Regions from separate parts of the Homo sapiens genome. Here region 1 is linked to region 2. The links are chromatin contacts, found by Hi-C or POLR2A ChIA-PET in ENCODE. All regions are on one chromosome and are shown on one strand. The core of a region is the stretch at or near the end of the contact, and the rest is flanking DNA. Distances in the headings are between cores, read along the strand shown. Region 1 holds the start of POLR2D (RNA polymerase II subunit D). Region 2 overlaps WDR33 (WD repeat domain 33).

The links. A loop is a pair of places that touch in the nucleus more often than their neighbours do. ChIA-PET counts read pairs that join two places held with the same protein, here RNA polymerase II (POLR2A). Pooled maps may share reads with other maps.
Region 1: a map of mammary epithelial cell shows a loop between it and region 2 (7-fold over the local background). The contact joins the promoter of POLR2D here to the enhancer-like site in region 2. A Hi-C loop is called at or near these places in 4 of 168 maps with a recorded cell type or tissue (MCF 10A, PC-3, PC-9 and 1 more) and 3 of 50 pooled maps. POLR2A ChIA-PET finds 5 or more read pairs at or near these places in 17 of 52 experiments (AG04450, Caco-2, GM12878 and 12 more).

The regions. Positions count from the first base shown.
Region 1 is chr2:127,855,928-127,863,136 of GRCh38, forward strand. POLR2D (RNA polymerase II subunit D) reads right to left here and starts at 2,228. Exons shown (of 4, transcript NM_004805.4): 1 at 2,101-2,228. The coding sequence starts at 2,173. AMMECR1L (AMMECR1 like) reads right to left here. Exons shown (of 8, transcript NM_001199140.2): 8 at 5,703-7,209. It also overlaps the pseudogene LOC107985803. RefSeq lists an enhancer at 1,663-1,832 and a silencer at 2,063-2,372.
Region 2 is chr2:127,768,945-127,776,098 of GRCh38, forward strand. WDR33 (WD repeat domain 33) reads right to left here. Exons shown (of 22, transcript NM_018383.5): 2 at 1,834-2,060; 3 at 1-57. The coding sequence starts at 2,037. Among named protein-coding and RNA genes, the nearest start is that of WDR33, 39 kb to the right of the region's middle. RefSeq lists a silencer at 2,117-2,317. Within about 2 kb of position 2,952, at least 4 of the 41 ENCODE cell types and tissues checked have a DNase peak (open chromatin) inside an H3K27ac peak, as active enhancers do; they include PC-3, PC-9, endothelial cell of umbilical vein and 1 more, where a contact is called at or near this core.

The DNA.
Region 1 (7,209 bases), core at 978-3,477, 86 kb after region 2:
AAGGAAAAACAACTCCTTGGCTGTATGTCATCTGGAAATTTTACCGAGGATACGTCATTACGACCATTAATAGGCCAGGTGCAGTGGCTCACACCTATACTTTCTAACACTTTGGGTGGTCGAGGCGGGCAGATTACCTGAGCCCAGGAGTTCAAGACCAGCCTGGGCCACATGGTGAAACCTTGTCTCCACAAAAAAATACAAAAATTAGCCAGGAGTGGTGGCCTGCACTTGTAGTCCCAAGTATTCCAGAGGCTGAAGTGAGGTGAGAGGATAACCTGAGCCTAGGGAAGGTTGAGGCTGCAGTGAGCTGTGATCACACCACTGCACTCCAACCTAGGTAGCAGAATGAGATCCCGTCTCAAAAAAAAAAAAAAAAAAAGGCAGGGTGAGGTGGCTCACACCTGTAATCTCAGCACTGGGAGGCCAAGGTGGGTGGATCACTTGAGGTCAGGAGTTCGAGACCAGCCTGGCCAACATGGTGAAACACCGTCCCTACTAAAAACACAAAAATTAGCTGGGCATGGTGGCAGGCGCCTGTAGTCCCAGCTACTTGGGAGGCTGAGGCAGGATGGCTTGAAACTAGGAGGGGTAGGTTGCAGTGAGCCGAGATCACATCACTGCACTCCAGCCTGGGTGACAGAGTGAAACCCTATCTCAAAATAAAATTAAAAAAAAAATTAAAAAAAATAAATTAACAACTAAAATAGTAAGTTCTAACGTATTAAACCATAAAATACAAAAAACACATAATAAACATTTTTTCATTTTTATATTTTTTATTTCTTAGAGGGTAGTATTTCCGTTTTAATTTTAAATTTATTATTTTGCCAGGCAATGGCTCACATCAGTAATCCCAGCACTCTGGGAGGCCGAGCTGGGTGGATCACCTGAGGTCACGAGTTCGAGAACAGGCTGGCCAACATGGTGAAACCCCAGCTCTACTGAAAATACAAAAATTAGCCGGGTGTGGTGGTGGGCACCTGTAATCCCAGCTACTCGGGAGGCTGAGGCAGGATAATCACTTGAGCCCAGGAGACGGAGGTTGCAGTGAGCCGAGTTCGTACCACTGCACCCCAGCCTGGGCAACAGAGTGAGACTCTGTCTCTAAATAAGTAAATGAATGAATGAATAAAAGAATAAGATAGGTCAGGTGCCGTGATTAACTTAAGCCCAGGAGTTTGAGACCAGCCTGGGCGACATAGTGAGACCCTGTCTTTACGAAAAAAATTTTTTTAATGGGCCAGGTATGGGGGCGTGCATCTGTGGTCTCAGCTACTTGGGAGGCTGAGGTGGGAGGATAGCTTGAGCGGTTGAGAGGTTGAGGTTGCAGTGGGCTCTGATCATGCCACTATACTCCAGCCTCAACAAGAGGGCGAGACCCTATCTCAATCAATAAATCAATAAATCAATAAAGTGTAAGACAGCTGTATACATTTTCAAGTTTTTGAGCTGAAGACCTCATCCCTAGGAATACCCTCCCCAACCACTTAAAGTGCGTGCGTGAGAAAACTCAAGGCTGCCAAAATAATTTGTTCCAGCCAACAGCTGAAGATAGGACTCTGTCTCTCTGCCTCTGTGGGAGGGTAGGGGCCTAACTTCGACAGGTGCGCCAGTCAACAAACCAAGCTGCGTTCACACGGACCAATCCTCCTCTTCCCGCTTTTTTACATTTCTCACTTCCCCGACTCCCCCGAGCTCCCGCTCACCACATCCTTATTCCCTAATTCTCCGTTAAAACGCCCAGAGGTTCTGTACTAATCGAAGTTGAGTTCGGTTCACGCTGGGCTCTTTTCCCTAGTGCAACAGTATATTACTGTTTAAAAATCTGTCCTTACCACCTGAGTGTCCGGCTTTGTTTATCTTTGACACAGGTCCCCGGAACTTCGCAGTTTATCACATAAAATAACCCAGTTGCCCAGGCGGTCCCTCCCAAGGCCATGGTCCCTCCCAAGGCCATGTTCCCTCCCCAGCCCCACGCCGCGCTGGGGCTTGCCCAAGCCGCCGCTGAGGCAGGGCCTTGGGCGAAGCGCGCATAACGCCAGGCCTGCGGCGACCACGCGAAGTGGCGCGGGGGAGTCTGGCAGCCCCGAGCCCAACCTTTAGGAAAGATGAGCTGTGAGGCGTCCTCCTCTACGTCGCCAGCCCGCGGATCGCTGCCACCCGCCGCCATCGCCGCGCCGCGCCGCGCGCCACCACCAGCGCCGCCGGAAGCAGAAGCGCGGAGCAACGGCCGCGGAAGGGGCGTGGTCTCGGGAGGGGCCCCGAGGGGTGGGCGGGGCCGGGAGTGCGAGCCGGACGGGGCGCAGCGAGGGGACCGGTTGGTGAGGTCCTGGAGGCTCCCCGCCACCGAGGGGCGCCCTGCACTCCCTCTCTTCTCCCATGCTCCTCGCCGCGCAGACGTCCTGGGGCAGGTCCCTACGCCTTTCTGGACGGAGGAGGTCAGATGAGATGCAGGAACGCCTGCTGATGGAGAGCAGGGCAGCCGGCTCCGAAAGTACCGGGTCCAATTTCCTTCACCGACTTAAACTTCTAAAATTTTATTGATTTGTGGTGGATTATCTGATACTTCTGAGTACGCGGACAATGATATTCAGAGGCTTTTACCACACGTCTGTTGGAACATTTGGGTGATGCGTAGAAAATTAAGCAAATGACGGCCGGGCGCAGTGGCTCACGCCTGTAATCCCAGCACTTTGGGAGGCCGAGGCGAGGGGATCACCTGAGGTCAGGAGTTTGAAACCAGCCTGGGCAACATAGTGAAACCCTATCTCTACTAAAAATACAAAAATTAGCCGGGCATGGTGGTGGGCGCTTGTGATCCCAGCTACTGGGGAGGCTGAGGCAGGAGAATCGCTTGAACCCGGGAGGCGGAAGTTGCAGGGAGCTGAGATCGCGCCACTGCACACCAGCCTGGACGACAGAGTAAGACTCCGTCTCAAAAAATATATTAAAAAAAAAAAAAAAGCAAATAAAAAATGATGCTGTTTTCGACACTGGAGAAAACAAAAGGTTGTACAATAAGGTAAATAATCATAGCTTATTAGTCAACAATATCTTAGCTCATTAGTCAACAATGTTTAGATGGTCATATTGTAAACTCTGTTGATTTAATAAAAAATGAATTGTGCCGGGCACGGTGGCTCACGCCTGTAATCCCAGCACTTTGGGAGGCCGAGGCTGGAGGATCGCTTTAGCTCCGGAGTTGAAGACCAGCCTAGACAACATAGTGAGACCTCGTCTCTAAAAAATACAAAAATTAGCCGGGCGTTGTGGCGCGTGCCTGTAGTCACAGGGATCGGGGAGGCCGAGGCGGGTGGATCGCTTGAGGGATGCAGTGAACTATGATTGCCTCACTGCACTCCAGCCTGGGCAACAGAGACCCTGCCAAAAAAAAAAAAAAGGCAAAGTCCAGGCGCGGGGGCTCACGCCTGTAATCCCAGTACTTTGGGAGGCCGGTGGGGGTGGGGGGGGCAGATCACCTGAGGTCAGGAGTTCGAAAGCAGCCTGGCCAACATGGTGAAATCACGTCTCTACAGAAAAAAAAAAAAAAAAAAAAAGCCGGGGCGTGGTGGCGGGCGCCTTTAATCCCAGCTACTCGGGAGGCTGAGGCGGAGGTTGCAGTGAGCCGAGATCGCGCCACTGCATTCCAGCCTGGGCGACAGCGACAGAGTGAGACTCTGTCTCAAATAATAATTTTTAAAAAGACTTAAAAAATTAAAAAGTAAAAATTTTAAAACTAAAGAAAAAGAAAACCTTTAGAAGGCAGTCCTGGGAATCCTGTCTGGCCTGTGCAGCCTGATCTCCTGCGAGGGCTCGTCCACAGCGTCTTGCTGTCTTGCAGTGCCGGCAATGTGGTCTCCCACCACCTGAGAAGTTCCCTCCTCCAGGGCATGCTCTTTGCTTCAGCACTGCTTCTCTAAGGAACCTGCCCAGACCTGAAGGGCTGGCCACGCCCCCTTTCACGTGCTCAGAGAAGCTGAAGGTTCCGGAGGGTTTGATGCTTGCCGGTGTTCCCTTGTACACCCAGCACTGAGTGACAGGCCAGATAACCACAGCTGCCCAGCCACTGCACCATGTGCTGGGGTCTGGGCAAAACATTTACTATTTTTACTTTTTACCTATGACTTCTCTAAGGTCAGGTTACTTTGGAGATTCACAGTCCTGTCACAAAGTAGGAAATGCCTTATAAATGGCAGGACCAAGATTTGCGCTTAGGCCTGTGGGACTGCCAGCCAGAAAAGATTCTAGCTGTCACCCGCCCTGGGTTATTTCTTTGGTTGGGAGCCACGATGTGATCACAGAATAGCCATACTGGGGGAGGGGGTCTGATTGGCAGCAGGAACTTGAGGGACTGATGGTGAACTGGAGACCTCTCTTTTCTGTTTTCCAATAGTTTCGAAATTGCAGTCCTCCCCCCACCAATTTTCCAGGGCATACAGAATCTGTGTGAGTAGAAATAATGCATAAGCGGCAGGAAGAGGCCCTTGAATCCTTGTCTGAGCTTGATTTTAATGAGGAAAACAGACACAGAAGGGACAGGACTTGCATTACATTCCTCAGGCTGCTACTCTGATTCTTGTACAGCATTGGTTCAGTCAAGCCATTCAACCAGCCCACTTAGTATTTCAGTCAGATTATTCAAGCCAAGGTTACAGACCTAGATTGATCTAAAAGCAGCTGTAGAGCACCTCCCCCACCCCCACTCCCACAATTAGCACCACTGACCTCTGATCAGATGGTTTATTTCACACTCCAGAAGTCAACAGTGATGGCTAAAATTACAAATGTTGTTTTATCACCAATCACACTCTCCCCCAAAATCAGTCATAGGCAACTCTACGCTGTTTAATTACAGGTACTATGGAATGTAATCTCTAGAACATTAATTTCTCTTGAAGAAACGAATTCCTCTTCACACACATCAGTTATTAACAAAGCCTGTAAACGTCTAACCAGCTGCTGGTAGTCAGTTTTCAAAATTACCTAACCCTGATAGCACGTTTTTATCTGTAGCCATGTGTTTTTGAGCTTTGCTAAGCGCTAAGGGCCTCAGAATTGAGTACCTTAAAAAAAAATTCTACCTCCCTGCAAATAGTGTGTCAACTGCTGATCTTTGGGTGGGTTGGGTTAGTGGGCTGGAGCCAGGGAGGGACAAGCAGACCCCAGGGTGCTGCCCAGATGGAATACTGAATTATTTTTGCCAAGTTAAAAAAAAAAAAAAGCGTAAACTGAAGATGTCCTTTCCTCCAAACACATCTCATCTTTTCTGGGCCATCCAAAAACAAAACTTCACTGGTTAGGTCAGACTGCACCAGTATGTCCCAGGGTCTTTGCTTGAATTAATTAACATCACCAAATTATATTAAATTTTAGTGTTTTTTTCCTCTCCAAGAGATTTTGGCTTTTTTTGGTAAGGTCAGTCTCATTTGAAAATCTAACAAAAACAACGAACCTGTCTGGAAAAACCCAAATCTTAAAGGGCTAATGAATGATTGCTCATGGAACTTGGCTCTAAAACACCAGTGACATTGCCACCAACCATAAAAATATACACAAGGGTGGGGTCACGAGCACCACACAAAATATCCAAGCTGACCGAATACTATCTTGTTGCCTGTCTTCAAAAATAAAACAACTGTTATCACCATTCCATATAAATCAAGTCACATGGTTAAAAAAGAAAAAGCAGAACAAAACGATTTTTATCCATTATGATTTATTCTCTACAATACTTCGTTAAAGTGTTCAATGATTTGCACTCAGAAGTTATATAGCCAAGAGGCAACCAAGTGTAATACAAAGAATTGGTCTGAAGTCTTTGCACTGAAGGCCATATAGTCTCTTGCTTCAGGGAAGTAAGAACGAAATGAACAAAAAGAACACATAGCTCCCTAGGCTCCAGAATCTCAATAGAAAATAACGTCAACAGTTAGTGAAATTGTAGATGTCAACACATCATGGAAAACAGATCTTGTGCAAAATATTAACACCCAGGACTTCTTTTGTATAGATGATTTTTATTATAAACAATAAAATATATGTAATGTCTCAACTACAAACCTTTCATGTTGAAAGGGTCTCTAACATGAGTTGTTTTATTATTATGAAGCAAAAAAGTTTTAAGAATCTCACAGTGGAAATAATCCAACACCGACAGACTCTAGTGATCAAAGACATTCTCTTTTAATGTAAAACAAGGACAATTCATAATTACAGAGAGAATGTCCTAGCTGTGGGTATTATGAGACAAGCCAACTTTCCAGACCAAAAGGCACTCACAGCTAGGGATGAAACGAACTCCGAACCAAGCCAGAGAAATTGGGCTGGTCCTTGAAAACAGTGGTTACCTACTGTCCAGCTCGAGCAGCCCAAGGACAAAGGAAACACTCAGCAGAAAACATTCCCTTTTCTTTAAACCTACCACGCACACCGCAGGTACTGGCCGCCCTCATCACTGCTTTGGTCAAGCGTGCAGAGAAGGCAGTTCAGTTCCAGTTCGGAGCTATCCTCTCCCTATGCAAAGCTGCCACATGGATGATCCAGACTTGGTATTTTTCCTGAGAGCCACCTGCTACACACTTTCATGAGGCGACCGTGACCGTACACTTCTAGACCGCTTCCTGACTAGGCCCCGTTCAGGACGGATACTGACAATGCCCATTCCTCACGGGGCCAAATGGTTTCCCTTGGTCGACTCCTGAGTCCCCTGACAAAGCAAGAGGAACCCAAGCATTTCCATTGCTGGACTTGTGTGGGAGCATGAGGGAATGTGCAGGGAGTAAGGCTTCTTCACTCCAAAAACCACTGAGCCCACTTCAGTGTGGTGCTGGGCCTAACCAGCCCAATTCTTGTGCACTGATTTTTTTTTCCCCATTTCTCGGGTTTTAAAATTTTCTATTCATTTTCTTAAATGGCAGGTATCGTACCCCCCCTCGATAAAATAAAATAAAATAAAATAAAATAATAAAATAAAATAACATACCATACATTGGAGAAGACAAATAGGGCAACATTTCTACAAGAAAAAATCGGCTTGAGGAGCATGGCACTGTAAATGCTTGCATGACCAGTCTCACTGAGCGTGCTCAGGGGTGAAGGTTTAGCACCAATTTTTTTGCTTTTTTTAATCTTTAGAAATTAAACACAACTCTTAACATAGAACACTTGAACAGTAATGAGTGTAGCCCTATGTATCAATACTGTTGT
Region 2 (7,154 bases), core at 1,702-4,201:
ACCTGCATCAGGCTGAATTGCCCGCATATCTCTCTGGTCTCTTTGCCATATTCTGTTCTGTTAAATAAATAAATAAATAAATAAATAAATAAATAGATCAATTAATGACTATATGGTCTGATTATACTCAATTTGAAATTAACAAAATGTAAGCTATATTAAAAATGGATAAACAGAATTAAAAAATATTATTTTCTAAAACAAATAGTGGGTGCCTTAGAGAGCTTTCCCTTCTGATCCTACTAACATTGCTTAGAACTTCCCTCCTCGAGGTGCCTCATGCCTGTAATCCTAGCACTTTGTGAGGGCGAGGCAGGCAGATCACCTGAGGTCAGGAGTTTAAGACCAGCCTGGCCAACATGGTGAAACCCTGTCTCTACTAAAACTACAAGCCAGAAATCACTTGAACCAGGGAGGCGGAGGTTGCAGTGAGCTGAGATGGTGCCACTGCACTCCAGCCTGCGCAACAGAGCGAGATTCCATCTCAAAAAAACAAACAAACAAAAAAAAAACCTTCCCTCCTCATGTTATCATATTAGTCCCCACCCACTCATCCAAGATACTGTCGACTCCAACACAGTCTCCCTGATGCTACCTTAAGAAAAGGAAACAGCAGAGAGGGTAGAAAGACATCCCCAATTCCTTCAAAGCCCTCAGCACAAAACAATTCCTCATATCTTGCCCTTGGTCTTAATTCCTCTCAAACTCTCTCCTAGCCTACTTTCCCAATTGAAATTCCCAGAAAAATCAAAATCTGTCTTTATCTCTGAATCTCTTTCTCCTGTATGCCTGCAACATATTAACTAGGCCCAATATGCAAATAGGTCTTTAACCACAGATCTAAGGTAATGAAAAACAGACAAATTTTCATAGGAGGCCAGACCTAAACCCAATGAACCTAATAGGTAATATTAGTAATAAGGCTAATTCCTACATTAACACAAGTAAATAAAGAACTCTAACGGGAAACTGCAGGTAGACCCCTGCCTTGCCTTTACTTACTATCTAAGTTGCTTTTACCCTGTAGGACTGCAGTAGGCGTTCAATCCTCAAGAACGTAAAGCCCTTTTCCTGACTCTAAGAAATACCTACCACCAGGGCTTGGAAGTGGGAGAATCCATGTTCTCCAAGCCAGTGTCTCACAAAAATATTCCTATGTTGGTAGTCTTTTATGATTTCATATACACTGCAGGTTTAACAAGTGTTTTAAGACTGGCCTAGCGATTAAAGTACTCCCTTCTAATTTGTGAACTTTTAGAGCAAATCCTATTTCTAAAATGGAGTCTAACTTTAATAATTTTTTAGAAGATGATACAGGCACAGAATTTTATAAAGTATTAGTGGTTTGAGGTTCTTCCTAAATTAGCCAATTTGAAATTCCACCGTGTCCCACTAATTCAACTAACACAGGTATACATACTTACTACACTACATCTAGAAAATCATCTTCTTTTAAATAACCAGGCCGGGCGCAGTGGCTCATGCCTGTAATCCCAGCACTTTGGGAGACTGAGGCAGGTGGATCACCTGAGGTTAGGAGTTTGAGACCAGCCTGGCCAACATGGTTGAAATTACGTCTCTACTAAAACTACAAAAATTAGCCGGGCATGGTAGCAGGTGCCTATAATCCCAGCTACTTGGGAAGCTGAGGCAGGAGAATCACTTGAACCCGGGAGGCAGAGGTTGCAGTGAGCCAAAACCACACCACTGCACTCTGGCCTGGGCAACAAGAAAGAAACTCCATCTCAAAATAAATAAATAAATAAATAAATAAATAAATAAATAAATAAATAACCAAAGTTTGGTCATCTGAAGCACATAAATCAGGCTTACCTCCAAATACTTAATTACAGATGGATTGTAGTCTATGGTTTTTCGGTTCACAGCTTTTCTCATTCGTTTTCCATCAAAAGTAAGCTGTTGCATTGCTTGCTGTTGTGCAAAATCAGGTCGCTTATAAAACAGCTGTCGAGGTGCCTGGTGCTGGAACCTTGGCATATGGAAAAAACGAGGAGGAGAACCAATTTCTGTAGCCATGGTGATGTTTTCCTTCTAGGATACTAGGATAAGGAAAAAGTACTTTCACTACAAATATCAGCACTGCAACACTGCCTGAAAACATTTTTAAATGAACACTTTTTACATTTCTTTTCCCTTATCTAACGTGCATCATTTCCACTTACACAATGAACTACAGTCATGAGTCACTTAACAACGGGCGTATGTTCTCAGAGATGCATCCTTAGGCAATTTCATCACTGTACAAACTTCACAGAGTTGTACTTACACAAACCTAGATGGTATATACAGCCTACTACACACGTAGGCTACACGGTACAGCCTAATGCTCTTAGGTTACAAACCTGCACAGCATGTTACTTTACTGAATGCTGGTGGCAACCGTAACACAATAAGTATTCATGTGTCTAAACATAGAAAAAGACACCATAGAAAAGTATGATAAAAATACTATATTATAATCTTATGAGACCACCATCATATATGTGGTCCAGCATTGACCACAATGTCATTTTGTGGTGCATGACTATATTAGATCAATGACAGAGACCAGTTACACATCTGAAAAAGACTACGGTCAAGGCGGAAGGATCGCTTGAGGCCAGGAGTTTAAGATCAGGCTGGGGAACATAGTGAGATTCCCATCTCTACAAAAAATAAAAACACTAGCTGGACATGATGGCATGCACCTGTAGTCCTAGCTATTTGGGAGGCTGAGACAGGAGAATCACTTGAGTCCAGAATTTTGAGGTTGCACTGAGCCATGATCATGCCACCGCACTCCAGCCTGAGTGACAGGGAGAGACCCTGTTGGAAAGAAGGAAGGAGGGAGGGAGGGAGGGAGGGGGCAGGGGAAGACTAATTCACAGAATAAGTGCTAAGAGGCATTTGATGTAAAATTCAGCCTCGTGAAGAAAAAAAGCACAATTCATAACAGCTTGAGGCAGGGTGTGTATGTGTGAGTCAGTGGATGGGTACGTGTTTATGCTTAGGGAATAAAAGAAGGTAGGATCACTGGGAATTGTTCACTTTTTCTTTTTTTTCTCCTAGAGATAATATCTAACTGTGTTGCCCAGTCTGGTCTCAGACTCTTGGGCTCAAGAGATCCTCACACTTTGGCCTCCTAAAGTGCTGGGATTACAGGCATGAGCCACCAAGCCTGGCCTTACATTTTTAAAATTAAAATTTCACAGCTGGGCGCAGTGGCTCATGCCTGTAATCCCAGCACTTTGGGAGGCCGAGATGGGCGGATCACCGGAGGTCAGGAGTTCAAGACCAGCCTGGCCAACATGGTGAAACCCCGTCTCTACTAAAAATACAAAAAAATTAGCTGGGCGTGGTGGCAGTCTCCTGTAATCCCAGCTACTCAGGAGGCTGAGGCAGGAGAATCGTTTGAACCCGGGAGGGAGAGGTTGCAGTGGGCCAAAATCACCTCACTGCACTCCAGCCTGGGCGACAAGGCAAGACTGTCTTAAAAAAAAAAATTCCACTTAGATGTTTGATTATAAAACTAATTATTTTCATGTTTATTAAGACTCCATTTTATACAAGTCATTAAATGCTCTTTAAAATTTGACTTTTGTTCTTTTAAATTTCCCAGGACTAGTGTAGAAAGAGGAATAAACTACCTTATTTCATATCTATAATGAACAAAAAAAGTACGTATGCCCAAATTTCAGGAGCAAAGTACCACAGAAACTTATTTCTCAGTATGTGTTATTTACATATTTACAAAGGTAACATTAAGTTTATATCTGAAGAGGAAAATGTTAAGACCTTATAGTTTTTCAGCTTCAATGCTCTACATTTAAACTTACATGCCAATAATACAAATATGCATGATTTTAAAATAAATTTTAAGCACATTTTAAAAATCAGGCCAGGCATGGTGGCTCACATCTGTTATCCCAGCACTTTGGGGGGCCAAGCAGGAGGACTGCACTTGAGGCCAAAAGTTCAACACCAGCCTGTGCACATAGTGAGACTCCATCTCTACAAAAAAAAAAAAAAAAAATTGTTTTAATTAGCCCAGTGTGCTGGTGCGCACCTGTAGTCCCAACTACTCAGGAGACTGAGGTGGGAGGATCACTTGAGCCTGGGAAGTCAAAGATGCAGTGAACCATGATAGCACCACTGCACTCCAACCTGGGTGACAGAACAAGACCCTGTCTCCAAAAATAAAATAAAAGAATAAAATTAAAAACTATTACAAATACAATAAAGGAGAGAAGTTACAAACATTTCCACAATTGCTTTTGTTTCAAAACCAGAAAAGATTGTGGCCACCATTATTTGTCTGTATTCTTAAAACTGCCTTATCTCACTCTCTAGACACTAAATAATGAGCCTGAAAAAATTTATGATTTCCTTTTGATGAAATATTCTTGGTAGTACTTCATTCAGCCTTGTCACGTTGGTCCCTCCTAAGACCATTAAATTTGAATAATAATAACAACAAGGAGGAGGAGGGGTGGAGGGAAAAGAAATCCTGACTTTCGCACACCAAAAATAAATAGTGCAATAAAATATGCATTTAACCTGTGTTATTTCCACCACTCTGAAGCAATCCCAGAAGGTCCTTGGCAAACATTAACTTGAAATAAGATGAAAAATATTCTATGTCTTAGAGCTGTGTGTGAATTAAACGGCAGAAAAGAACTAAGCAGTTGATTCAATAAGGCTGGTGGAAGACTGTTTACTCAGTTATTCCATGAATCCAATTAAGTTTCAGCACCCCAATTTCAATTACCAGCTTCAATTCAGATGTCTGGGCCAGTAATTCTAAAATAAAGCAGTTCTGGTAAGCATTTTTTTATTTGAGATGGGGTCTCGCTCTGTTGCCCAGGCTGGAGTGCAGTGGTGCGATCTCGGCTCACTGCAATCTCTGCCTCCCACGCTTAAGCAACCCTCCCACCTCAGCCTCCTGAGTAGCTGGGACCATTAGGTGCATGCCACCATGCCCAGGTAATTTTTTTTGTATTTTAGTAGGCTGGTCTTGAACTCCTGAGCCCAAGCAGTCCACCTGCTTGAGTCTCCAAAAGTGCTGGGATTACAGGCATGAGCCACCACGCCCAGCCCAAAAGCCTTTTTTTTTTTTTTTTTTTTTAAGACAGAGTCTCACTCTGTTGCCCTGGCTAGAGTGCAGTGGCATGATCTTGGCTCACTGCAACCTCTGCCTCCCGGGTTCAAGCAATTCTGCTGCCTCAGCCTCCCGAGTAGGTGGGATTACAGGCATCTGCCACCATGCCTGGCTAATTTTTGTATTTTCAGTAAAGACAGGGTTTCACCATGTTGGCCAGGCTGGTCTCAAACTTCTGGCCTCGGATGATCCGCCCGCCTCAGTTTCCCAAAGTGCTGGGATTACAGGCATGAGTCACAGATCCTGGCCCAAAAGCATATTTTAAAATTATGACTTCCAAATCAAATACCTAATTATATTAGAATAAAATTATTCTAACAGTATAGTTTCTATTACTATAAAATGAGAATAGATTTTTTCACAAGTCAAAAGGGATTTAAATATTCAGCTGCAAAAAAGAAATTAAGTTGATATAAATACAACATGAATATCAAAACCATTATGCTGCCAGGCGCGGCGGCTCACGCCTGTAATCCCAGCACTTTGGGAGGCCCAGGCTGGCGGATCACAAGGTCAGGAGATCGAGACCATCCCGGCTAACATGGTGAAACCCCGTCTCTACTAAAAATACAAAAAAATTAGCCAGGCGTGGTGGCGGGCGCCTGTAGTCCCGGCTACTCGGGAGGCTGAGGCAGGAGAATGGCGTGAACCCGGGAGGCGGAGCTTGCAGTGAGCAGAGATTCCGCCACTGCACTCCAGCCTGGGCGACAGAGTGAGACTCCGTCTCAAAAAAAAAGAAAAAAAAAAATTATGCTAAGTGAAAGAAGTCAGCCACAAAAAGTCACATATTGTGTGATTATGTTTATATGAAAAATCCAGAACATGCTAATATACAGCGACAAAAAGCTAAAAGATTAGTGTTTGCCACGGGCTGGGGAATGAGAGGAATGGAGAATGACTGCTTAATTAAAATAGAATTTCCTTTTGGGATGATGAAAATGTCTTGCAACCTGACAGAGATGGTGGCTGCAAAAAACTGAATTTACCAAATCCCACTGAATTATACACTTTAAAATGGCTACAACAGTGAATTCTCTGTTATGCGACTTTTATCTCAATTAAAGAATAATGGGCTTAATCTATTAAAAAAAAAAATTTTTTTTTGAGACGGAGTCTCACTGTATTGCCCAGGCAGGAGTGCAGTGGCGTGATCCCAGCTCACTGTAACCTCCGCCTCCCAGGTTCAAGCAATTCTCCTACCTCTGCCTCCCAAGTAGCTGGGACTATAAGTGCACTCCACCACTTCCAGCTAATTTTTGTCTTTTTAATAGAGCCGGGGTTTTGCCATGTTGGTCAGGCTAGTCTCAAACTCCTGACCTCAGGTGATCCACCGGCCTTGGCCTCCCAAGGTGCTGGGATTACAGGCGTGAGCCATCGTGCCTGGCCCACTGCAAAAAAATTTTTAAGGGACAGCAGATGAAACAACAAAAAGTTGATGACTGTTGAAGCTGGGTGGAGAGTACCTGGATACAAAGCACTAATCAAAAGACACATCAAGGATATTTACTCTACAAATATGAGGAAAATGACTGAAGTCAAATGCAAAAAAAGTATTGTTACTTACACTCTTTGGAATAATTCACACGTTAAAGCTACAGAAAAATATCAATCCTTCATTTAAGACCTCATAGAGGATGGGGAAATAATCTTTCCATTTACAAATTTGTTCAGTAAAACGGGTTCTGAAAAGGGGCTTTTAACTTTTCCTTGAATGATCAAGTACCAATGGTGTTTCAGAAATAAAGGTCAAGAATGAAGAAAACGAGAAAAAAAAAAGTACAATTATATCTGAAACAAACATCCAGCCTAAAATAAAATTAAAACAAAAAATCTCTTCACAATACAGTGACCAGGCTCCATCTATACCTTATACACTTCAGCTTCACATCCTGCAAACTATAAAGTTACTTGGCCAAAATCACAACAGTCTTGGCCGCTGTTAGGGGCTGAAATGTGTCCCCTCAAAAATTCACAAATGTAAGTCCTAACCTCCAGT